5 separate regions of the Mus musculus genome follow, and all the other regions are linked to region 4. A link is a loop called in an ENCODE intact Hi-C map of the cell type or tissue named here. Cell type or tissue: heart. All regions are shown on one strand. Region 1 overlaps Gm51898 (a long non-coding RNA gene). Region 2 holds the start of Gm12248 (predicted gene 12248). Region 3 overlaps Larp1 (La ribonucleoprotein domain family, member 1). Region 4 has its middle 39 kb from the start of Gm33078. Region 5 overlaps Gemin5 (gem nuclear organelle associated protein 5).

Region 1 (5,000 bases), 280 kb after region 4:
ATGCAATGAGCATTCACCATGGTAGGGAAGCATAAACGAGCAGTTTGAAGCATAACTGGCTGTAAGAATATAATATTGGAACCCTGCTGCTGCTCAGGCCACAGCACCTGCCGCTGCTCCTTCTCACAGACACTGACAGGCGTCCTGCCAACAGACTCCCAGATGCCAGAGTGTCTGTCTCACATGCTGAAGTGAGGTGGCCTCAAAGCTCACATTTCACCTCCCACCCACTTCCTTGACTTCTGGAAATCAGACATCCTGGCTCCATTCTTGTGCAGTGAAACCTACCAGATCCTCGGAAAGGAATAAGAGACCCCACCCCACCCCCTGCTTCTGCCACCCACATAGGCCCTGATTTCTTCCCAACAGTGTTCCAGCCTTGCTGTTGTCTGTCTGTCCATGGGGTTAATAACTCTTCTTCTTTTTTTTTTCTTCCCCCCTTTGGGGTTTTTCAAGACAGGGTTTCTCTGTATAGCCCTGGCTATCCTGGAACTCACTTTGTAGACCAGGCTGGCCTCGAACTCAGAAATCCACCTGCCTCTGCCTCCCAAGTGCTGGGATTAAAGGCATGCGCCACCACAAACTTTTTACCCTTAACAGTCCATCTCCGTCAATTACTTTCTTGAGTTCCCACCTGAAAACTTTCACTAATAAGGCATAGCATGTTCTCACTGACAGACCCGGGGTGAGCTTTCAAATATCGTGAGCCAGTTCTTCTTTGCAACCACCTTTGTGGGAACTAAAAGGGGACAGGGGAAGAAGGGGGAGGGAGGCTAGCCCACATCCGGCCAGAGTTCCTCCTATGCTCTGGGCAGGCGGACTCGGGTTAATCCTTAACTCAGCAATTCACAAGCTGTGGCTTCTGTATGTTGCACACACGATTTTTCTAAGAGTCCTAGTGTTTTTACTAAGGGTTTGTTTGTTTGTTTGTTTTGGCTTAGTTTTACTAGTATAAGATTTTATGCATTCTCTATCTTCTTTCCGGAGTCTAATTTTTACATATCCAAAGGAGACCAGGACCAACTCTCAAATGTTGTACAAAACTCATTTCATAATTTAAGTAGCTTTTTCCTTTCTTGAGGTCCCATTACTGACTCTGCTTCATTTTCTAAATTTATTTCTAGACATAATTTCTTCCTTCCTTTCTTTCTTCCTTTCTTTCTTTCTTCCTTCCTTCCTTCCTTCCTTTCTTTCTTTCTTTCTTTCTTTCTTTCTTTCTTTCTTTCTTTCTTTCTTTCTTTCTTTCTTAAAGATTTATTTATTATTATATGTAAGTACACTGTAGCTGTCTTCAGACACACCAGAGAAGGGCGTCAGATCTCATTATGGGTGGTTGTGAGCCACCATGTGGTAGCTGGGATGTGAACTCAGGACCTTCGAAAGAGCAGCCAGTGCTCTTAGCTGCTGAGCCATCTCTCCAGCCCTAGACATAATTTCTTCAAACTTTCTTTGCAAGTCAAACATTAATATGAAACTACCATTGTGCAGTTATTACATTGTTCCAAAAATGAGAATGCACAGCCTGCACCTGGGCCACTAGGACTGTGCTGTGCCTCCCCCCCACCCCATGCCTCATAAGAACCATTATATCAAGGAACATCTAGTTTCACAGAATTCACCAGAGCAGGAGAAAAAAATAGGAAAGTCAGATATAATAGAATAATTATGCACACCAAGGCCAATTGAAAAGTAGTCACACACAAATAAAATCTATACAACCATTGTCCAGTGCTAAGGTCAGGAGAAATGGGAACCAACTTTTTACAAATGAGCTGCCTGCGGGCTTCTGAGAGGTCACCATCCAGGCCTGCTGCGGGTAGCTCCTTATTTCTGATGGCAGGTCACCTGTAAGGATGTGTCTCCTATTTCTCAGGGTCCCAGGCACCATACATGTCATGGTATGCAGTCCCCAGCATTTAGGGATTCAGGGTGCTGGGATTCCAATGCTGAATTGGTGTGTGGATTGGCAGTATGGGCAGACAGCTACAAAAAAACATCCCCAGCCTGTGTCTGAAAACAGCCTACAGAAAACCTAGGACAGAGATGGGGAGGAAGCAGGGAGGCATGTACTTGCTCCCCCTAGTGGTAGGATCGGCAACCTGCAGAAGGAACGCTCCGTGACCTTTCTGGGCTCTGCTCATTTTCATCTGGGAAAGCTGATATAAACAATTCCATTTACAGCTGGGTATCTTTCCACACTTGTCTCTCAACAGCACACCTCCCCCAAGTATGGCTGATTAATCATCCCTTTCTCTGACCCCTGGTGGCAGGTGACCTGCGGAGCGTGGAGGAGGAGTGGTTGAATGGAGTCTGTTTAAACAAAACAAAACAAAAACCATTTTGGCCACATTTGAACAACAAAAGGCAAAGTTTAGTAAGAGTGACTCCTAAATACAAAGGTCCATGCCACAGACCTGGCTACCTTTCGAAGAGATTGTAATAATTATTGTTTCTTTATCAATCAAAAGCATGCATGTGTAAATTATCATGTCTTATAAGTATGCTTTGCGAGTGGCTCATTTTTAGGTATTTATAAATAAGTATATACCAAGGCTGGAGAGGTGGCTCAGTGGTTAGGAGCACATACTAGTCTTCCAGAGGACCCAGAAAAAGTAGTTCATAACCAGCACCACAGAATCCAACGCTTTCTTTTGGCCTCCACAGGTATACACACACACACACACACACACACACACACACAGAGAGAGAGAGAGAGAGAGAGAGAGAGAGAGAGAGAGAGAGAGAGAGAGAGAGAGAGAGAGAGAGAGAGAACTTAAAACATCATCATCATCAACAACAACAACAAAAACAGTTTGGCCCAGAAATATGGCTTAGAGGTTAAAGGTCTTGCCACACAAGTTTCCCAACCTGGGTTCAATCCTCAGAGCTCACATGACAGTGGATAAAAAGAATTGATTCCACAAAGTTGCTCTCTGCCCTCTACATACTTGCCATGGCTTGCATGTGTCCACAGACACACTTCCCAACCCCCCCCCAAAAAAAAACCCCACAAGTTAATAAAAAGTTATTTGTATAACCAGTTTAATATGTCCCTTACATTAAATCTTAATTTTAAACTTATTTTGAGATGAGGGTGAATAAAGCAAGGTTGTATTTACAGACACAGTGAACAAGAGTGACGTGCCCCATGCTTCTCCATTTGTATGGTTGGTGACCCTAGAGTCCTCCTTTGTGCCTTAATCTGCTTTTAATATATAATATAACAGATATATATATATGATATATATATGAATATATAACACATATATATCATATATATATAACAGAATATAACAGATAGCCAGGCATGGTAGTACATGGCTTTCTTTAATCCCAACACTTGGGAGGCTGCTGTGGGAGGATCTCCATGAGGTCCTGGCCAACCTGCTCAACATTGCAAGTTCCAGGCTGGTCAGGGCTACATAGTGAGACCCTGACTATGAAGAGGAGGAGGAGAAGAGGAGGAGAAAGGAAGATGAGGGAAAAGAAGAGAAGGAAGAGTAGGAAGAAGAGGAGGATTAGGCAGAGAAGGAAGGGGAGGAGGAGGAGGAGGAAGAACAGGACAAAGAAGAGGAGGAGGAGGTAACATCACAGGCACTGATAATGAGTTATGATGCCTGCTGTCATCCATACAACTTTTTGTTTGTCAACTTGACAGAGCCCAGGAAGAGTCAGTGAAGTATTGTCTAGATCAGGTTAGTCTGTGGGCATGCTTGTGGGGGTGCTTTCTTAACTGGGTTAATTGCCGTAGGAAGACCCAGCCCACTGTGGGCAGCAGCATTCCCTGGGTTTGGGTCCTGGACTGGACTGGACTGTTTGGGTTGAGTACTAAGCATGTATTCATTTTCTCTGCTCCTGAGCATGGATATGAGGCAGCTAACCACTTTAAGCTCCACCTGCTGTGACTGCCCACAATGATGGACAGTAACCCGGAACTGTGAGCTCAAAATAAACCCTTTCTCCCTTACGTTGCTTTTTGTCAGGATATTTTATCTCAGCAACAGAAAAAGTAAGGAGGACACTATTCTTCTCTCCTTTTAGCTGCTAAAGTAACACGTCTGTCAACATCTGTAAACAAGTATCTCTTCTAGACCTTTAATTCTTTCTTTTTAAGAAAGATTTGCCAGGCAGTGGTGGCACATGCCTCTAATTTCAGCACTTGGGAGGCAGAGGCAGGCAGATTTCTGAGTTCGAGGCTAGCCTGGTCTACAGAGTGAGTTCCAGGACAACCAAGGCTACAAAAAGAAACCGTCTTGAAAAACCCCAAAAAATAAAATAAATAAGCAAATAAAAAAGATTTATAGTTATTATATTTATGAGTACACTGTAGTTGTCCTCACTCCAGAAGGGGGCATCAGGTCCTATTACAAATGGTTGTGAGCCATCATGTGGTTGCTGGGACTTGAACTCAGAACCTCTGGAAGAGCAGTCAGTACTCTTAACCACTGAGCCATCTCTCCAGTCTGACTTTAGTTCTTTTGCTACATACCCACTAGTGAATTACTGGAACATATGGTAATCCTGTTTCAAATATAGAATTTTAGCTTTAACTTTAGGTAGACTGGGAAAGGAGCTGGGCGTGGTGGCTCACACCTTTAATCCCAGCACTCAGGAGGCAGAGACAGGCAGATTTCTGAGTTCGAGGCCAGCCTGGTCTACAAAGTGAGTTCCAGGACAGCCAGGACTACACAAAGAAACCCTGCCTCGAAAAACCAAAAAAGAAGAAGAAGAAGAAGAAGAGGAGGAGGAGGAGGAGGAGGAGGAGGAGGAGGAGGAGGAGGAGGAGGAGGAGGAAAGAAATCAACTATGACCATAGACTATTTGCACCAGAATGGGAATATTTCTTTAAACTCATATGGAAGCAATGACAATGAGCCATTAAAAAGCTTTTAGAAGACTCTTTCCAGGACCACCTTAATTCGTGTACTTGGATCACTGGTAAAATAAAATACTTGCAAGTATGGGATGATATTCCCACCGTGATAGAGAAAGCTGGGCAG
Region 2 (5,000 bases), 140 kb after region 4:
TGCCCGCAAGCAGGCATGTATACCTACACATGCTAACACACATTGATATAGAAATAATGTTTTTTAAATGACTCACTCTAAACTCTAAAGGCCTCAGGCAGAAGCCAGGTGTCTTAACATTTTGTTTCAAGCTCTTAGTAAAACAGTACATTTCTGTTGTGTTATGAGTGATGTAATCTGGCATTGTCCCAAGGTGGGAAAGGACGTGATTAGTTCCTTTGGCTTTGGGCAAAAAGGTATAATCCCAAGAGTCACATTGCTGTCCCTTTTTCTTGGGTGACAGAATATAAGGGTGAGAAGCCAGGTTTCTCACGGATAAAGATGCATACCATACTCCAAGGTCCTTTTCTTCTAGGCTGTGACCACCTACAAGACAAACTGGGTGATCCATCTTTTACCATAGCAACTTTCAAAAGCTTAGAGGCCTTTTGTATTTATGGGCAACTGTATGAAGTCTGGTGGTCACTCTGTGGGCCTAGACCTAAATCAAGCTAGGAGATGAGAGTCAGCAGCTATCATGACACTCTGCCCACCCCTAGTGTCTGCACAGGCTGTTTGCATCTTAGAAGAGCCCACCAGCCTCAGGAGCAGCAGTCCAGATGAGCAGAAGGCTCACCAGGGCATCAGTGGCCCTGGTTTAAAAAGAGGCAGAAGGAAAGGGGCTCATGCTGATGCTGAATGAGATGATGAAGGGCTCCCCAGGAGGTGAGACTGCCCTTGGGCAGTAACCCTTCCCCATGGTGCTGCAATCCTTTAAGAGCTTCTGGTAGCTGGGTGTGGTTGTGCTCTTCTGAAATCCCAGCTACTTTGGATGCTGAAGCAGGATGTGACAAGTTGACAGTCATCCTGGACAACCTGGCAAAACCTTGTCTCAAAATAAAGTTAAACAAAAACAAAACAGATGGGTGTAGCTTGATGGGAAAGTACTGGACTTGCACTGGGAAGACCCTGGGTTATATCCCTTGTAAAAAATTAAAAAAAAAAAAAATCACAGTGCGCCAGGCAGTGGTGGCACACACCTTTTTTTTAAAATATTTTTATTAGATATTTTCCTCATTTACATTTCCAATGCTATCCCAAAAGTCCCCCATACCCTCCCCCCACCCTTTAATCCCAGCACTTGGGAGGCAGAGGCTGGCGGATTTCTGAGTTCGAGGCCAGTCTGGTCTACAGAGTGAGTTCCAGAACAGCCAGGGCTACACAGAAAAACCCTGTCTCGAAAAATCAAAATCAATCAATCAATCAATCAATCAATCAATCAATCAATCACAGGGCACGCCTGTTGTGTTTACAGTGGTATTAAATCATCAAACACAAGCTGGGCATGTAGCCCCCATTCAGGAAGTGCTTGCTGAATAAATAAATACAGAGCTCCAAAACAAGAAAAGTATTGTGTGTTTTGTTTTGTTTTCCTTCCAGAATGTGCTGAGAGCCTGTGGGCTGAACACTTGTCTGTCTTTCCTTCCTGCTAGTGACTTGCTTGGTAGAGGCAGAAGCACACCCTCCTTGCATTTATTTTATCAAATTGACTTGATCTCTCTGCCTTATAGCCAGAGACATCTGTCTGTTTGGAATTACAAGCAAAACTGACAGCAACTCACAAACCTCAGCATCTTGTCTTGGCCATTGTAAGCACCAAAGGCCTCTAGGGTAGAGGCCACCCTGCAAAACCACTTCACTGCTAGCTTTGGTGGGTGACCTTCTAGGACAGCTGGGCACACTGATGGTCTGAAACCTGAAGCCACTGTATGTTGTCCCAGCTCCCAGGCCGCATGTCCTTCCAGAGACTTAAGAGTGTGGCAGTTCGTCCCAGTCCTAGGATGAGTTGCCTCCCAGCCATCTCTTCCAGTTTCACTTCCCCTTTGGGAACCGTTCCTCCCACAGTCATTAGAACTGTGTCAGTTTGGAGAGAAGCAACATTATGGAGGAGACAGAAGGTGCAGACACCTGGCAGGTGGTGCTGGCTCCCTGAGGAACAGGTAGGGGACCTGCGGAGGAGGGGAGAGGGCAGGCTGATGGCCAAGGGGGACTTAGATATATCCTGCCTGGCCTCCTCAAATAGCCTCCTCTCAACAGTCCTCTGCTCACCTCTGCAGAGGGGCTGTTCCCAAGCGTCCCTGTCTCCAAGTCACAGGTCCAGCCTGGGGTGTTTCTGTGTTTTGTGGCTGCTGCATAGCTGTAGGTCTGCAGGCTAACCTGGCAGTCACCCGGCTCAGTTCGGGTGGGTCTGGAGGCTGTCCCTGGTGATCGCCTTACAGGGCTGCCGACTGGCTCTGACCAGGCACGTGATGAGAAAAAGTTTAGGTCTGTGTGGGCTGGAAACAGAATGCCTTTCTTTTGGAAGGACACGTCCTTAATGAGAGAGGACAGCTCAAAAGCTGAGAAACAGGGCATGGCCTCGGATTCTGCTCCCCTCGAACTTTCTTTTTCCCTTTGTCTTCTCTGATTTTAGAAAATGTTAACAAGCAGGAAACCTGGATGAAGACGTGGGCGGTGAGCAATGGCACACTTTGTCCATGCTGATAAAAAGACTAGAGAGTTGACTGGCTCAGTTTACCTTCGCTCCTCCCCTCCCCTCCCCTCCCTCTTTTAAAAAATATAGGGCATGTATTTAAACTTTTAAATTTTAATTTTTTAGGGTTAAATGAGACAAGGTCCTTAGACTGGGCTGCCCCAGAACTCAGAGATTCCTCTGCCTGTTTCCTCCTGAGTGCTGGGATTAAAGATGTGAGCTGCTCACTCACCTCTAGTCTCTTTACATTGACTTGTGTGTGTGTGTGTGTGTGTGTGTGTCTGTGTGTGTGTGTGTGTCTGTGTCTATCTGCTTGTCTGTGTGTGCACCACTTCATTGCAGGTACCCCGGGAGGCCACAGATTCTGACCCTCTGATTTCCACAACTGGATTTACAGGCTGTTTTGAGCTGCCCCATGTGGATGCTGGGAATGGAATTGAGTCTTCTCCAAGAGCAACAAGTGCTTGTAACCTCTGAGTGATTTCTCCAGCCCCATTGCTTCTTCTTTTTAAGAGAGTGCCTTATGCACCCCAGACTGGCCTCAAACTCACAAAGACGTCAGAGTTGGCTTTGAACTCCTGATCCTCCTACCTCAGCTGGCTGGGAACTTTGGGATCACAGGCATGCATTACAATGCCTGCCTATAAATTACTTTAAAAGAGAGAGCTATTAGAGGACATGCCAGCCACTCTATGATAGGCAGTCACTCTTTAAAAGGCTAGATCCACAGCCTGAAGGGATCAGCCTCCCATCAGCTCTCTCTGGGAGAGGCTGTCTGTGCTGTGACTTCACTTTCTCAATTTATTTTTTTTAAGATTTATTTATTATATGTAAGTACACTGTAGCTGTCTTCAGACACTCCAGAAGAGGGAGTCAGATCTCGTTACAGATGGTTGTGGAGTCACCATGTGGTTGCTGGGATTTGAACTCAGGACCTTCAGAAGAACTGTTAGTGCTCTTCACCGCTGAGCCATCTCTCCAGCCCACATTCTCAATTTATAATACCTGGCTGCTCCATGCTCTTTGCTACCGACTCCATTTTGGAGTAAATTCTGTGTTCTGAGACTTCCTTTCAGTTCCACAAACTCCTAAGCTGGGGAAGTGCCCTGAAGAGGCTTCTCTCGTCTCCCTCCCCCATTCATCTGCTGTAGCCTGAGCTGCTCTGGAACTTGCTATGTAGATCAGGTGGATCAAAAGCTTGCAGAAATCCTCTGGCCTCTACCCCCCAAGGTCTGGGATTTAAGGTATGTGCTACAATGTCAGGATATATTTAGAACTCTGCCTCTGTCTGTCTGTCTGTCTCTGTCTCTGTCTCTGTCTCTGTCTCTCTCTCTGTGTGTGTGTATGTGTATATCACATGACTGCAGTGCCTTGGAGCCTGGAAGAGGGCATCAGACCCCTGAAGTTGGAATTAAAGGCAATTGTGAGCCACTCCATGTGGGATGCTGAGAAGCAAATTCTCTCGTCCTCTGGAAGAGCAGCAAGCGTTCTTAATCCCTGAGCCATCTGTCTCTCCAGCTCCATTCCTCAGTTTTCTGAGAGAGAGGTCATCCTGTAGCCCAGGCTGGGCTTTGACTTATTGTGTATCAAGATGACCTTGCGTTCTTGATTCTCCTGAGCTCTACCAACAACAATGGTGAGATTACAGGCATGTGCCAGAGTTGGCGTCTTTGGAGCTGGGGTGGAAGGTGGCTTTGTGTGTGTTAGGCCTGGACTCTACAAAATGTTTCAGAAGCAGAGCATGCCTTCCCTGTTCCTTATTATTTATTTCAAAAGATTTATTTATTTTATGTCTTCAGATACACCGGAAGAGGGCGTCAGATCTCATTATAGATGTTTGTGAGTCCCCTTGTGGTTGCTGGGAATTGAACTCAGGACCTCTGGAAGAACAGTCAGTGCTCTTAACTGCTGAGCCATCTTACCAGTTCTATTATTTATTTTTCAATCCTGCTTGGAAAATATTTTTTATTAGCCAGGTGGTGGTGGTGCACACCTTTAATCCCAGCACTTTGGAGGCAGAGGCAAGCTGACTTCTGTGGTTTGAGGCCAGCTTGGTATACAGAGCAAGATCTACACAGAGAAACTGTCTTTAAAAAAAAAAACACCAAATAAATGTATCTTTTATTATGTGTATATGTGTGTGGGAATGTATACATGTGGGTACAGGGGTCTGCAGAGAGCTGGAGTTACACATGGCTATGAACTGGGGTGTCGGGAACTGAACTTGGCAAAAGCAGAAAAAGTTGAGCAATCTCTTCAGCCTCTGTTGACTGACTGAGCTAGGACCTCAGGTAACCCAGACTGGCCTGGAACTCCATCTGTAGAGGATGCCCTTGGTCCTGGTCCTCTTGCCTCATCCTACCTGAGTCCTGGGGTTACACTTTGATTTCTTAATGTTTGAATGTGTGGAGTTTCCCAAATAGTGCACTGAAGAGTTGCTGTGTTTGCTGGGTGTAGTGACCCCAGCTTTCAGGAGAGGGAGAAAGAC
Region 3 (5,000 bases), 110 kb after region 4:
TGGCCTTGAACTGCTGTCTCTGTCTCCCAACTGCTGTAATTTATGTATATGAGTATTTTACACGCGTTTACATTTATGTACCATGTATATGCATGGTGCTGATGGAGGCCAAAACAGGCTGTTGAATCTCTTTGAACTAGAATTATAGGCAGTTGTGAGCCACCACCATGTAAGTGCTGGAACTATGTGGGTGGATCCTCAGCAAGAGCAACCAGTGCTTTTAATTGCTGAGCCATTTCTCCTTACTTACATGTTAACATGCTATACTTGCTAAAACTGATTAATTTGACAAAAAGTGACTTGTTTATACTTCAGCAGTATTCTGCCAGTTCCTTTAAGTCAGCAGTTTTCAACCTGTGGATCTCTACCCCTTTAGGAGTTTTGTATCAGATATTTATATTATGATTCATAGCAGCAACAACAAAAAATGATGTCCTGGTTGGGGGTTACCATAACATGACCAGTATAAAAGGGTCTCAGCATTAGGAAGGTTGAGAACCACTGCTTTAAGTGATAGCAGGTGAGACTGGGAGCTAAACAAATGGCTAGATTAGAGGATAGGACAGCGTGGCCTCACCCTCTCCTGTTTTTCCCATCAGAGCGGAAGCGCTTGGGCATTGGCCAGTCTCAGGAGATGAACACCCTCTTCCGCTTTTGGTCCTTCTTCCTCCGAGATCACTTCAATAAAAAGATGTATGAAGAGTTCAAGCAGCTCGCACTGGAGGATGCCAAAGAAGGCTACAGGTGAGTGAGCCAGGGGCTCTAGTTAGGGCCCAGTGAGTCAGCTGCCAGAGCTGAAATTGAAGTTTTAAAGATGAGCAAGGTATTGACACGAGTTTAAAAGTTTATGTGGTGGTTTGTACAGGCAGTTCTCCTTTGTTCTTTGTCTCTTTGCTTCTTGCTCTGTTCGTTGTACCTTTATGTCACCAGCAAATCTACTGGGGAGAGGGGGTTAGATATGCCTCTCATCTCCACCCACCCCCCCAAACAGAATTTCTCTGTGTAGCCCTGGTTTCCCTGGACCTCTATCTGTAGATCAGGCTGACATCAACCTCCTAGATCTGTGTCTTCCTCTGCTTCTTGAGTACTGGGATTAAAGGCATTTGCCACTGACACTACCAGGGGGCAAATAACAACACCCACACCCCCACACCCCCCGCCCCGAGACAGGGTTTCTCAATGTTAGGTGTGCCTGTTCTGGAACTCACTCTAGAACAGGCTGCCTTCACATTCAGAGATCTGCCTCCCAGTGTTGGGATTAAAGGCCAATTAATTGTTAAAAGTTATTTTAACAATGTAATAAGCCTATTGCAACAGTTCCAGAATTTTTCTAAACAACTTCTTTGCAAGAGGGTGTTTGTTTGTTTGGTTTTTCCCAAGACAGGGTTTCTCTGTATAGCCCTGGCTGTCCTGGAACTCACTCAGTAGACCAGGCTGGCCTCAAACTCAGAAATCCGCCTGCCTCTGCCTCCCGAGTACTGGGATTAAAGGCGTGTGCCACCACACCCGGCTTCTAGAGTTTTGTATTTTGTTTGATTGTGAATACTTTTTTTTTTTTAAGATTTATTTAGTTTAAGTACACTGTAGCTATCTTCAGACACACCAGAAGAGGGCATCAGATCCCGTTACAGATGGTATTGAGCTCACAACCATCTGTAATGAGATCTGATGCCCTCTTCTGGAGTGTCTGAAGACAGCTATATAGTGTAATTACATATAATAAATAAATCTTTAAAAATATAAATACTTTTGGTTGTTTCTTTAGTATCACGTTCCTAGTGGTAAACTTTCTGACTAAGGTAGATGAACAAACCTGCTGATAGGTGTAGATCAGAGAGCTGGTGTAGGAATGAGTGTTTTCCTGAAATGGATAGACGGGAGGTGATTTTGTCTTCATGTACTTACTGTAAGGTCTGTTAGGAAAACTTCACTGCTTTTGGAGTAAAACGCTGCAGTTAAAAGGCAGAGAGCAGATCAAGGTGGGCAGAATTGGCTGAGCCCTGCGACTAAACAGCTCTTCAGGGTTGGTATTACTGCTGCTGCCCATTCTGCAGTGGACATGCCATGTTTCCAGTCCAGGAACTGTCTTAACTGTTCCAGAGTTTCTTTGCTAGGCCAGCAACCCACCCTCCCCATGCCATTCAAGTGAGTACTGTGCCAACTTCAACATTTCCTACCCTCCACAGGTACGGTTTGGAGTGCCTTTTTCGATACTACAGTTATGGTCTAGAGAAAAAGTTCCGGCTGGACATATTCAAGGATTTCCAGGAGGAGACAGTGAAGGACTATGAGGCTGGTAAGAGTGTCAGAGCTGCGGGAGCCCTCCTGGGCTTTGCTGTGTTAGACCCCATCCCTCTCTCTTCATCATAGCCCACCTACCTGTTTTCTTATAGGCCAGCTCTATGGATTGGAGAAGTTCTGGGCCTTCTTGAAATACTCCAAAGCCAAAAATTTGGACATTGACCCCAAACTGCAAGAATACCTCGGCAAATTCCGCCGCTTAGAAGACTTCCGAGTGGACGTGAGTGAAAGTCTCTCCTGACTCCTAACTGTCCTGTAAAGAGAGCATCCCTCTCCTGTCTGTGACGTACACGTGACAGTGGACAGCAGCAGGTGCTCACTAGAGTTGTTCCCAGCCTCCCTCCTATTGTCACAGCCTACCTGCTTATCCAGGCCCACTACTACTAGTTTGTGTCAGGATCAGGACCAGCTACTCTGATAAATATACTTGTTCCTTCTGGGAAAAGAAATTTGTAAATTAATTTTCAGTCCTCCGTTGTCGAGAGCAGTGCCTAAACAGTGACACCCTGTGGTGAGTCTGAATAGTGCTGTGCGTGTGTCAACGGCTGCCTCTAAAGGCGGCTTCATTGACTCATCTTTGTGTCTGTGCAAAGTACTTCAAGTGAGATTTTCCTTCAAGAAGTCTGTGGTATTGGGGGTTTACCTCAATGGTAAGATACATGTATAACCCATTGAAGGCCCTGGTTTTAATGACCAGCACCAAAGAAGGCAGAAAGGCTTTTAACCAAAAAGTTTGTAATGAGCAGACTCTGATACTCAGGCTGTTCTCTTGAGAACATGTAACAGAAAAGTGATAGGTTTAGGTAAGGATCAGCGGTCGTCCTAAGTTATTGTAGAACTGACCCTTCCTGGTGCCCAGACTGTGAGCACACTCTTGTAGGTAAGAGTGTCATCAGTTTACATACCTGTAAACTGGGCTTGTTCTTAACTACTCTGGGGAGGAGATGTGTGCTAAGGACCAATGGCTGGAACTTAGTACCTGGAAAATAGTTTGGGTGGCATTTGGTGATAGTAGGGCAAGCTGAATCACAGTCTTCATTGTTGGCTCACGGGCCTGGTGAAGGCTGGAATAAGACAGTTCCCTGTGGAGCCAATACATGCACCATGTAGCATTCCACACACCACAGGTCTTTTCCTAAGAGACCCTTTGTAGAAGGGGACAAAAATTTATAGGGTCAAACTCTGGTCTTTAAGGATATGGACCTAAATATAGGAAGCCTTTGACAAATTATGTGTTTGGTCCGTTTCCTTATTTCTGGTACTGTCCACATGAAAGGACAGGATGTAAATCAAACCATTGTCCTCATTTGGAGATGGAACGGAGACCTGATTGGTTCTGGAAAGTGGTGTGGCTAGTGTTCTCTGACCACTTGTGACTCCTCTGTTACAGCCCCCCATGGGCGAGGAAGGCAACCACAAGCGACACCCAGTGGTAGCAGGAGGCAGCGGAGAGGGCAGGAAGCGGTGCCCTTCCCAGTCTTCCAGCAGGCCTGCCACTGGGATCAGCCAACCCCCTACGACACCTACTGGCCAGGCCACTCGAGAAGATGCCAAATGGACAAGCCAGCACTCGGACACACTGACTTTGCGAAAGTGAATGGCCTGAAGCCCCCTGGGGTTTGTGATAGAGGGGTGGGGTGGTTGAGGATCTGTGGGGTGCCCAGAAGAGCGAACAAGAGAAGGGACAGACCTAGAGTACTAAGAATGGGCCTTTGCGCTAAGTAGCAGTGTATACCATTTGGGCTATTAGCGGTGCTCCTGGGCAGGAGCCTCCAAGTACCCCATCCCTCCTGTCACCATGACTTCCATCATAACTTCTAAGGGGGGAGGGGAAGGGGGGAGATTTTATATATATATATATATATATATACATATATATATATCAAGTTTTAAATTATTGATAGTTTGTCTGGATTACCAAAATCACTCTTTAGCCCTTCCTGCGGCTATTATGCCGACCTGTCTCCCCTGCCTCTTCCCGCTTCCCTCAAGCCAACTATGCAGCCCACCAGAAGGCTCTGGCGGTGCCCATGGGCCCCAGAAGCACCAGCCCCTTGATCACCTGGGGTTTGCCATCACCGTGTCCCTGCTGTTCCACATGCCCTTCTGCCACCTCTGGGGGAAGGAAACCAAAGGATCTCAGTGGGGGTGGGAGCTTCAGCCTCTCCCCTCGCCCCCTCGCCCCACCCCAGAGACGCTGCTCACACCAGAAGAGACTATTGAAAGATGATTCATTTTATTTTTTCTCTGACCTTTCCATCCTTGGGAAAACAGAAAAACAAAACAAAAAAACAAAAAAAAAACAAAAACGAAAATAAAAAAGAAAGAAAGAAGAAAGAAAAAAAAAAGACAAAATCGACCACTTTAAAAAAAAAAAAAAGACAAAAAACCAGAGCCCACCTACTCCATAGAAAGTGATGTCTTTCCCCCTCCTTGGAATTTTTCTTCTGTTCTGTTTTTGGAAATAATATTTTTTTAAAAGTTGCCTTATTGTGGAGCGGGAACCTGAACTAATGCCCAAATGCCTGTTTTCCTTGAGCCTCCGGAAGAGCTCCACCTGCCCGGGATGTCCCTGGACTTGGACTGACTAGAACTTTCCTCGAGACTGAGTTGCATGTACGGGGCCTCCTACCTGGAGGCAAGAGTTGGGGCAGTTCTATCAGAGCTGTGCCCAGGACACCCCTGCTGTTGCATTGTCT
Region 4 (5,000 bases):
AAATGGGTTAAATTGCCATGCTAACAGGAATGTTTGAATTAAATGCAACGATTAAACAATTTTACATAGAAACCGTTAAGTGGAAACACCAAAAGTTTACAGAAAAAATACCCCCACTTGATAAGAGCTTGTAAAACAGTAGCCATTTTATGAGCTCAGAGAAAATCTTAGATTTCAAGGTCTGAGGCAAAAGTCGTAATGATTGTCAGGTTCCGGGGTTCGGAAATGCCTGTAAGGCCTCACCTGCTGCTCCGTAGTCTTTCTCTTGACTTCTGTTCCCTGCACTACAAATCTCCCAACATCCTCTCCCCCTTCATTGCGATCAACATGCCTATTAGGTATGGCCCAGAGAAAGTTAGGCACAAGTCGCCTGACTTTCCTTCGGACATTTCCCCCAGGCTTCTTGTTTTCAACCTCTTCCAGATGGTGGGATTCTTCTTCACTTTGTTTGGAGGCCTTCCCACCTTTTTTGTCTTTTTTGTCTTTCTCCACAGTGAGATCCAGTATGACTTGTTTAAATTTGGATGCCATCACTCCTGGGCCTATCCTTGCCTTCTCCTCTTTCTAGAGATGCTCACCACCAGGTGCGCCGACCTGCTCAGCTCTTCCTCCTCCTGCTGCTTTCCGTGCTGCCCGGGCCGTGTGCTCTGCGCCACCAGGAACAGGTGCCTGGGGATGGCGGGCTAGAGAGAGTCAGCAGTCAGTACTCTTAACTGCTGAGTCATCTCTCCAGCCCCTGGTTGATTTTTTTTGTTTTTTGTTTTTTTTTTTTTATTGAGGCAGGATCTTGCTACTTAGCTATTAAGTTCCAAACCAGGCTACTTTTACGTAAGGCAATCCTCCTGCCTCACCTCTCAGATGCTGAAATATAAGTATAACGCATATCCTGGCTGTGTCCTGATTTTATTTTATTTTATTTTATTTTATTTTATTTTATTTTATTTTATTTTATTTTATTTTATTTTATTTTTTTGAGGATTTCTCTGTGTATCCCTGGCTGTCCTGTGTCTTAGTTAGGATTTTACTGCTGTGAACAGACACCATGACCAAGGCAACTCTTATAAGGACAACATTTAACTGGGGGCTGGCTTACAGGTTCAGAGGTTCAGTCCATTATCATCAAGGCAAGAACATGGCAGCATCCAGATAGGCATGGTGCAGGAGGAGCAGAGAGTTCTACATCCTTACCTGAAGGCTGCTAACAGAATACTGACTTTCAGGCAGCTAAAATGAGGGTCTTATAGCCCACACTCACAATGACAAGCCCACTCCAACAAGAACACACCTACTCCAGCAGGGCCACACCTTCTAATAGTGCCACTCCCTGGGCTGAGCACATACAAACCATCACATCCCGTAACTCCCTCTGTGGACCACACTGGTCTCAAGCTCACAGAGATCCACTTGGCCTCTTCCTCCCAAGTGCTGGGATTTAAGAGGTGTATCACCACTGTCCAGCATTTTTTTTTAATTTCTCATTTATATATTTTTAAAGAAAACTTGGAGTTTATTAAAATATTTACAAATTTTAGATTCTTATTACAGGTGTAAGCCGGTAGTTTATTTCTTTTTTAGTTGTTGTCAACTTGACACACGTTAGAATCATGTGGGAGGAGAAGTGAGAGACTGCTTCTGTAAGATTGGCTTCTAGACAAGTCCGTCTGCCATTTTCTTACTTAATGATTGATGTGGGAGGGCCCCACCCACTGTGCTAATGCCAACCCTGGGCAGCTGTTCCTGGGTCATATAAGAAAGCAGGCTTAGCAAGCCATGGGTGAGCAAGCCGGTAAGCAGCATTTCTCCATGACTTCTGCATCAGCTCCTGCCTCCAGGTTCCTGTCCTGAGTTCCTGCCCTGGCTTCCCTCAGTGGTAAAGAGTGACCTAAGAGTTGGAAGCTGAAATAAATCTTTCCTCCTTAAGTTGTGGTTTTATCACAGCATCAGAAGCCTAACTAAGGGGTGGGAGCTAAGAAGAGAGTATAAATACATAGTGCTGGAGTGTAAGTGTGAGAGAAGAGTCAGAAGTGGGCAGTGGTGGCACATGACTTTTATCCTAGCACTCAGGAAGCAGAGGCAGAAGGATCGCTTTATCCCTATAAGTTCTAGACTGGTCTGGTCTACGTAGCGGGCTGGAGGACAGCCAGGACTAGATAGAGTTCAGTTCTCTAAGCAGGGCAGCTCACAACCTGTAACCCCAAGGGATCTGACAGTCTCTTCTGGCCTCCTCAGTATGTGGCAGACACACACACACACACACACACACACACACACTCAGAGAGACAGACAGAGACAGACAGAGACAGAGAGACAGAGAGAGAGAGACAGAGTTAGAGAGAGAGAGTTAGAGTTAGTTCTGGGACAATTAGGGCTGCCAAGTGAGACCCTGTCTCAATGAAACAAAAACAGCCAGGCAGTGGTGGCACACACCTTTAATCCCAGCACTTGGGAGGCAGAGGCAGGTGTATTTCTGAGTTCGAGGCCAGCCTGGTCTACAGAGTGAGTTCCAGGACAGTCACCAGGACTACACAGAGAAACCCTGTCTCAAAAAAAAAAAAAACCCAAAAAGCAAAAACAAAAAACCAAAAGGCCATCTTGGCAAGCCTTGAAATATGTGCTTTATCATATATGACCAGTAGGTGGCGGCAAAGACAAGCAGATGAGCCAGCCTTTTTGACACCTAAATTTGTTTTTGCTTAGGTGAAAATTTATTCTTGCATTGTTTCCCTAAGCATTTATGCGACTAAACGTTAGGAAGCAGACAAGTGACAATAAACAATTATGTGTGTTCTCATCTCCTCTCTCCAAGTGTCATTGCTAGTTTATAAAGGAGGACACCAAGACTAGAAGTTGTCACTGCCTAAAGTCACAGCTTTAAAGTGTAATAGATGAGTTAAACATTTGGTGTGACCGGACAGAGTCTCCCAGTGTGGCCCATACTGGCCTCTAACCTGTGGCAAGCCTCCTACCTTTCCTGTGCTGGGTTTACAGCCTTGCTTCAACGCACCCCACAGAAATCTTGTGTTTGGCTTTCGCTCCTGGCTGGAGGAGAAAGCTGAGCAAGCGACAGGTTAAGTCAGGGGAGCAGGCTTCAGACTCCCTAGACTGCAACTTCTGTGGAGTGCACGGTGTGAAGCCTGTGGCAAGACATGATGTGAACTTCCTGCCACGAAGCAAGGCAGAGAGAAACCACTCGCCATTGGGGACTCCGGCTGTGTCATCTCCAGAACCAAGACTCCGACTTTAAAAGCTATCTTTGAAAGGTGTAAGAAAAGGAAGTGTAAAAAGAGGAAATAAAAAATGAAATTGAGATGGAAGTAGGGTAGGGGCGTGGCAGTGAAACAGGCCAGTAATGGCAATTCTCTGGAGGGAGTGTGTACGAATGTGGAGTTCAGCGTCACTCTTGGTAAAATGGGGAAGGGTCAGCAGCTTGAGATACACGAGACCCGTATAGAGACGTGCGGAAGGGGCCAGAGAAATAGCTCCGAGGCTACAAGAGGACCCTGGGAAAGCATAAGAAGGTGAATTCAGTTCCTGGCACCCACAGGGCTGCTCACTACCAACCGTATCTCCAGTTCCAGGGCACCGGGCACAGTCACAGTGCACATGCATACACGCAGATAAACAGCCATGCACATAAAAGACTACATAAATCTTAACAAAAATTTTAAAAGGTAGGCAATAAGAAAAAGCAACTTGCAGGGTAGGTGGCGCACACCTTTAAACTAAGCACTTGGGAGGCAGAAGCAGGCAGATTTCTGAGTTCAGGGCCAGCCTGGTCTACAGAGTGAGTTCCAGGACAGCCAGGGCTACACAGAGAAACCCTGTCTCAATAAAAAAAGAAGAAAAAAAATCTGAAAAGAAAATGGTAAGTAAGATCATTGAGATTAAAGAAGAGAATAAACAAGGGCTAGGACTGCAAGCATGAGCGGCTTCCACCTGGCTGGAGCTGTCAATCAAATGAAGCTTGGCTGCACCTCTGCAAGTGAGCACTCAAAGCCAAGCAGAGAAAGGAGGACTCGTGCTGCCCTGCCTCCTGTTGGGGTATACATGCTGAGCAGGTCTCCATGTTGGAGGTCCTGGTGTGCAGGCCCCATGACCACAGCCAGAGCAGATGCCCTCCCCCCAAGTTGCTTTAGGCTTTCACCAACGTGTGAGAAGTATAGATGTTTTGAGAAAAAGCTGGTAGGGGAGGATAGGTGGAGCCCAACAGGAGAGCGTGTGAAGTCTCCTTGTACAAGAGTGGGGGATTTCCAGACCAGAAGCTATTCCTAGAAATGAGGCCACCACACACCTGACACTGAGTGATGTCAGAGCTCCCAGCGGCACCCACTCAGGCATGAGCTATGCTTTCCCATTCTACAGATAAGGAAACTGGAGACCAGAGAGGTAATTACCAATGTGTAGGAAGTGGCAGATGGGTGTGGTGGCTCAAGCCTGTCACACCAGCACTTGGAGGATGGAGCCTACATAGTATGTTCCAGGCTAGCTAGGTCTACATAGCAAGACCCTCTCTTACAAAAACAATGGCTGGAGATATAGCTCAATTGACAGCGTGCCTGCCTAGCATCTAGAAGGCCCTGGGTTCTATTCCAGCATCACATAACATGAACGAGGTATGGTAGCCTGCACCTATAATCCCCAGCACTCCAGAGGCAGAAGCAGGCAAAACTTTCTACATAATAAATTCCTAATGTCAGATGGCGGCGGCACATACCTTTAATCTTAGCACTTGGGAGGCAGAAACTGGCAGATGTCTCTGAGTTTGAGGCCAGCCTGATCTACAGAGCCAGTTCAGGACAGCAAAGGAAAGACCCTATCTCAAAAAGATTTTTTTTTAATGAATAAACTAACCAATTAATTCCAGGACAGCCAGAGACAACATAGTGAATTCAAGGCCAGCCTGGGCCTTGACCCTGTCTCGAAAGAAAAGGGAGAGAAGATGCATGGGGGTAGGGAGAGAAGATAAAGTTATGGGTAGCCCTGCAGTGGTGGCACATTCC
Region 5 (5,000 bases), 210 kb after region 4:
GGCTACTGTGGACAGCTATTGTGTTCACGGATTCTCAGGCAGGTGTCTTGGGGGGAAGAGGGATGTTTAGCCTAATTTGAAGCAAGTGATGGGCCTGGCGAGATGGCTCTGGACAAGGTGCTTGCCACACAGATGAGTCTGATCCCCAGGACTCACATAAAGGTGATGTGTGCCGTCACAGCGCTAACTAAAATTTGAAGACAATGTAACATAGCCAGCTTGTTCATGGGCTCAGTATGCACACTGAGTCTGTGTCACTGTTTTTCCATTCTTAACACTCAAGGAAAGCCCATTATTCGCATTCTTATAGTAAAGATCTTGCTCTCAGGTGATCTCTGTGAGTTTGAGGCCAGCTTGGTATACATAGCAAGATCTAGGACAGCCTTACTCTGCATGCCAGGCAAGACTCTTTCAGCAAAGCCGGGGTTCTTGCCTTCTAGAAGGCACTAGAAAACAGACACAAAGGCCAGGTGTCCAGAACAGAGAGGTCTAAACAGGTTATAAGGGACAGCAACTTTCTGGTAAGCAAGATTTTAGCTAGATGATATTCTTAGAATGAGATGAAACAAAACAAATAGATAATTCTACTGCAACAGTACAGAATTTGCCACTGAAGAGACACTGTGACAAAACAGGAAACTTGGAAAGACAATCTCAGTGAGGGATTATCTAGATTAGTTTGGCCTCTGAGTATGACTGTGGGTGACTGTCAATTTGTAAAGAGGGTCCAGCCCACTATGGGATGTATCATTTCTTGTGTAGGCAGTCCAGGCTATCCAAAAAAGCCAGCTGAGCCAGCACATGACATTCCTCCATTGGACAGTTTCTACATCAAGGTCCCACCTTGACTTCCCTTAGTGACAGACTCTAATTTAGAAGCTGAAACAACCCCCCCCCCTAGTTTCTTTTGGTCTGTGTTTTATCAGAGCAGCAGAAAGGAGCTGGAGCACAGTCTGCAGATGGGTGGTGCTGTTCATTTGGGGGGTTAGGTCCTGAGCTGCTAAGTGTAGAGAAAGCTGAGCAGAGGTGGGCAGCAATCCTCTCCTCTCTGCTCCTCACTGCAGAGGAGACAGCCCGACTCATTCTGACTCCTCTGAAGAATGGGTTGCAGAGCAGTGGAAGAGAATAGCTCGCCAGTTAGGAGGACTTGTTGCTCTCTAGCACCCACATGGTGACCAAGAACAGTTTATAACTCCAGTTCCTACAGAAGCCAGTGCCTTTTTCTGGCCTCCCTGAACACACACACACACAGCACACAGACATATGTCTATGCAAAAACATCTATATACAAAAAAGCAAATCAATTCTTAAAAAAAAAAAAAAGTAATAAAATGATGGACCAGAACCTAGAACTAAGTAAGCTGCAATCACTTAGTCCCTCCAAGGTGGGTAGTTGTGTTACCATAGCAACAGAAAAGAAAGCAGGATAACCCCTAGGCATCAACCTTACCCCGGCCGCGGGAACAGCTCCAGATTCGAATGGTCTGATCTTTGCTTCCTGTGGCTAAGTAGCAGCCTTTTGTGATGGGGGTTTCTGCTATAAGCTTCCCATTGGGAATGTCAGGTTCTTCTAGGAAAGAGACAGAGATTTTATTTTTTAAAGATATATATATATAAATGCTCTGTCTTCATGCACACTAGAAGAGGGAATCAGACCCGTAACAGATGGGTGTGAACCACCACGTGGTTGCTGGGAATTGAACTCAGGACCCGGGAAGAGCAGCTAGTAACTGCTTATTTTTAATTTACACTGGACATGCACTGTGGTTACAGAGTAACTCAGCAAAGTCAGCTCCTCCCCATTTCCTAGTTTGCTCTGCGAGGCTCAGGGTCTAAGCATAATTCAGAAGCTGCAACTCAACACTTAGTTCTTTAGGGCTGGAGAGAGCAGAGCTCTCCTTCCATCATCTTACCCGAGTTTTCCTCTTGGCTGATGGATAAGCAGTCTTCACCAGACAGAGGACACCAGGCTATGGAGTGGATCTCGTCATCGTGGCCTCGAAGTCTGTGAATAACTTCTCCCTTTTTACTGATGTCAATGATAACCACTATGCCATCTTTGTAGCTGAAAAATAAGTTAGAAACATTTCAGGAGCCTGCAGATCGACACTGCCAAGCCTCTCACCTGTCTGAGTTCTAACCCAAGCAGCACAGTATCATAGAACTTTCTTTTTTCTTCTTTTCTGCCTGCTTAGATACCGGTTCAAATCCCACATATGCTTACCCTGAGACTCTAGACTACTCTTTCTCTGGAGACTCCCTTTCCACCACGCCCCACCTCTTTTTACAGCTGTTTACAGACTTCCAAGGCAGACCCTAACTCAAAAGACAAGGCTTTCCTCCTCTTCTCTACCCACTCCTCCCAGTACCCACTAAGTTTACAGCTTGTCTGCATTGCTGCTGCCCTGAAAAGGGAAAAGATTTTAGCAATGAAAACAGTTAACTGATAAACTTTGTTTGTGACAGCTTTACACATCACAGACTGGCTGCACACCTACTATGCACCGAGGGTGATCATGAACTTCATTCACCTTCCAAGGGCTGAGATCACAGCATGAGCCAACATATTTGCTTTATACAGTACCTGGGACTGAGCACAGGCCTTTGTATGTGCTAGAGAAGCCCTCTGCCAGAGGAGCCACATCCTTAGCTCCACAAATGATACTGCTTTCCAACTACAAACTTAACAGGAACCGTTAAACTGTACCTAAGTGTCAATCTATGAATTCAGCAGAAACCCATAGACTCTAATAGCTTTTTAAAAAGTGAATTATTTTGAACACGTTTAAAAGTATCTATTGGGAGCTAGAGAGACAGTTCAGCCCTTAAGAGCACCAGCTGCTCTTCTAGAGGAACCAAAGTCCCAGTATTCACAAGGTGGCTCACAACCATCTGTCATTCCAGTCCCTGAGGATCTGGTGCCCTCTTCAGGTCTCCTAGGGCACTGCAAACACATGGTACACAAAACACATATGCAAGCAAAATAACTATACATGGTAAAAAGACAACCAACCAAAAAACCTTAAAGTATTTTATACTTAGCTTAGGAAAAATAGCTTATACCTACTCCTACCAAGTTTCTGCTTTGACTTCCTAGTGGAAGCCAATGTTTCTGCGTTATAATCTAGCATCCCTAGCCTTTCTTCATAAATGTTCCCGAGTCAGACCCAAACGATCCTGTACATCCAAAGGCTTCATAAAGGGTATCATGAAGCTGGCCTTCTTTGTCCTATTTGTGAGGTACATAAAGCAGAGTCACCTGGCACTCTACAGTTAACACCACATCCAAGGATAGTCTAAGTCAGCCAAGAGCGAAAGAAGGCACTTCTAACTTTTGAAGGGTGGCTTGAAAATTCAGTATCATAGAAAACACAGCATCATAGAAATATGGGGAGCAGAGCAAAGTCTGGAACTGGAGCTCACAGGATCATATGACACCCTGGGCTGCTGTCGTCCTCTGAGGACTGAGGCACACAGGCAAGAGGAAAGAAAAGCAGGATCATAAACTAAGCCAAACCACCAGCAGACAGCACAGTACTCGGTACTCACCCAATGGCTACTAGATTTTCGTGATGAGGTGAACACGTCAGACAGAATATGGTCCTGGGCTCTGTGAAGAGGTGCTGGCTGTCATTTCTGTTAAGCCAGTAACAGAAAACGACTCCTTTTTCATCCCCAGAGACTATTAAGTCCTTAACTGTCGGAGACCAATGCAGTGCTGATATTGTATGCTTCAAACAAAGCAAAGCCAGATGAGTCTCATTTGTGAGTGTTGGGCTGTAAACCAGCCTAATGCTACCCACATTACAGGTACTTAAGAAATATGCTATAACTACCTGTATAGCAATATAGTAAGTCTAAAGTTAAAACTTTTTGTGTGGTTTTGAGACCGTCTTACTTTGTAATTTTGGCCTGGAACTCAAGGCAATCCTTCTGCCTGTCTCCTGAGTACAAGAATTCTAGAATTGCAGCCATGCACCACCATGCCTGGGGATACTGACATGGACGTGCACAGACACACTTTTTACTCATGTGTGCAAAGCCACATGTGTGTCTATGCAGGCCAGAAGAGGTGAACGGATTCCCTGGAGCTGGTTATGAGCCAACCCACAAGGGTGATGGGAACCCGACTTGGGTTCTCTGGGACAGTAGGAGGCACTCTTAATGGATGAACCATCTCTCCAGCCCCTATATTTTCTATTTATTGTGTTGGGGAGAGCATGTGCCACAGCCGAGCATGTGGAAGGCAGAAGACTCTGTGGAGCCAGTTCTCTCTTACTTTCATGGAGATTAAACTGCTCAAGGGGCTGGAGAGACCGCTCAGTGGTTAACAACACTTGCTGCTTTTGCAGAGCTTTGGTTCCTAGCACCCACATGGTGACCAACAATCACCAGAAACTTCAGTTTTCATGTACTTCTTACCACCATAGACACCAGGCCTATAGGCGAAATACACATACACAATTCAAGTAAAGAAAACAAAATAAAACAAAGTATCAAAACTCAGGTCATCAGGCTTCCAGGACAGGCCCTTGAACCTGGAAAGCCTTCTCATCAGTTATCAGTCCGGGTATATATTTTATATGGACCTATTGGCTCTGTTAGACTTTGTAGGCCATGCTCTCAGTGGCTGTTCCTCAATTCTATTGTTATATCATCAAAGCAGCTACAGATAAGAGTTAGTGACTAAGCCGGGCGTGGTGGCACACGCCTTTAATCCCAGCACTTGGGAGGCAGAGGCAGGCGGATTTCTGAGTTCAAGGCCAGCCTGGTCTACAGAGTGAGTTCCAGGACAGCCAGGGCTACACAGAGAAACCCTGTCTCGGAAAAAAAAAAAAAAAAAAAAAAAAAAAAGAGTTAGTGACTAGGGGCTGGAGAATAGCTCAGTGGCTACTTATCAAGAGGTCCCAGGTTTGATTCCCAGAGCTCTCACGGTAGTTTTAAACGGTCTATAACGGGATCTGAATGTCCCCCTTTGGTGTGCAGGCATACATTGGAAA

Evidence for each region. Peaks named below come from ENCODE experiments on the same cell type or tissue, not always from the same donor. Only the 100,000 strongest peaks of a DNase experiment are listed, where the experiment ranks them.
Region 1: it touches region 4 in a loop (4-fold over the local background); 10 of 42 quality-filtered maps call a loop at or near these places.
Region 2: a loop joins it to region 4, with 4 times the contacts of the local background. A loop is called at or near these places in 26 of 42 quality-filtered maps.
Region 3: it touches region 4 in a loop (7-fold over the local background); 25 of 42 quality-filtered maps call a loop at or near these places.
Region 5: it touches region 4 in a loop (3-fold over the local background); 7 of 42 quality-filtered maps call a loop at or near these places.

Annotation. Positions count from the first base shown.
Region 1 is chr11:58,223,735-58,228,734 of GRCm38, forward strand. It overlaps Gm51898 (a long non-coding RNA gene), which reads right to left. Exons shown (of 4, transcript XR_003949689.1): 4 at 1,663-2,310. Among named protein-coding and RNA genes, the nearest start is that of Irgm2, 11 kb to the left of the region's middle. In heart, a CTCF peak has its summit at 2,101 (motif pointing left); DNase peaks (open chromatin) are centred at 237, 777 and 2,077; H3K27ac peaks cover 1,549 bases.
Region 2 is chr11:58,090,912-58,095,911 of GRCm38, forward strand. It overlaps Gm12248 (predicted gene 12248), which reads right to left and starts at 2,218. Exons shown (of 9, transcript NM_001378239.1): 1 at 2,089-2,218. It also overlaps a transcript of Cnot8 not described here. In heart, no CTCF peak of the experiment used is centred here; a DNase peak (open chromatin) is centred at 2,250; H3K4me3 peaks cover 962 bases; H3K27ac peaks cover 769 bases.
Region 3 is chr11:58,054,868-58,059,867 of GRCm38, forward strand. It overlaps Larp1 (La ribonucleoprotein domain family, member 1), which reads left to right. Exons shown (of 19, transcript NM_028451.1): 16 at 600-744; 17 at 2,187-2,296; 18 at 2,394-2,521; 19 at 3,692-5,000. The coding sequence ends at 3,898. Among named protein-coding and RNA genes, the nearest start is that of Gm51897, 30 kb to the left of the region's middle. In heart, CTCF peaks have their summits at 1,563 (motif pointing right) and 2,816; no DNase peak of the experiment used is centred here.
Region 4 is chr11:57,948,555-57,953,554 of GRCm38, forward strand. It overlaps the pseudogene Gm12245. Among named protein-coding and RNA genes, the nearest start is that of Gm33078, 39 kb to the left of the region's middle. In heart, a CTCF peak has its summit at 2,638 (motif pointing right); no DNase peak of the experiment used is centred here; H3K27ac peaks cover 2,074 bases.
Region 5 is chr11:58,162,344-58,167,343 of GRCm38, forward strand. Gemin5 (gem nuclear organelle associated protein 5) reads right to left here. Exons shown (of 28, transcript NM_172558.3): 3 at 3,550-3,731; 4 at 1,914-2,065; 5 at 1,451-1,570. Among named protein-coding and RNA genes, the nearest start is that of Gemin5, 3.7 kb to the right of the region's middle. In heart, a CTCF peak has its summit at 2,928 (motif pointing left); no DNase peak of the experiment used is centred here.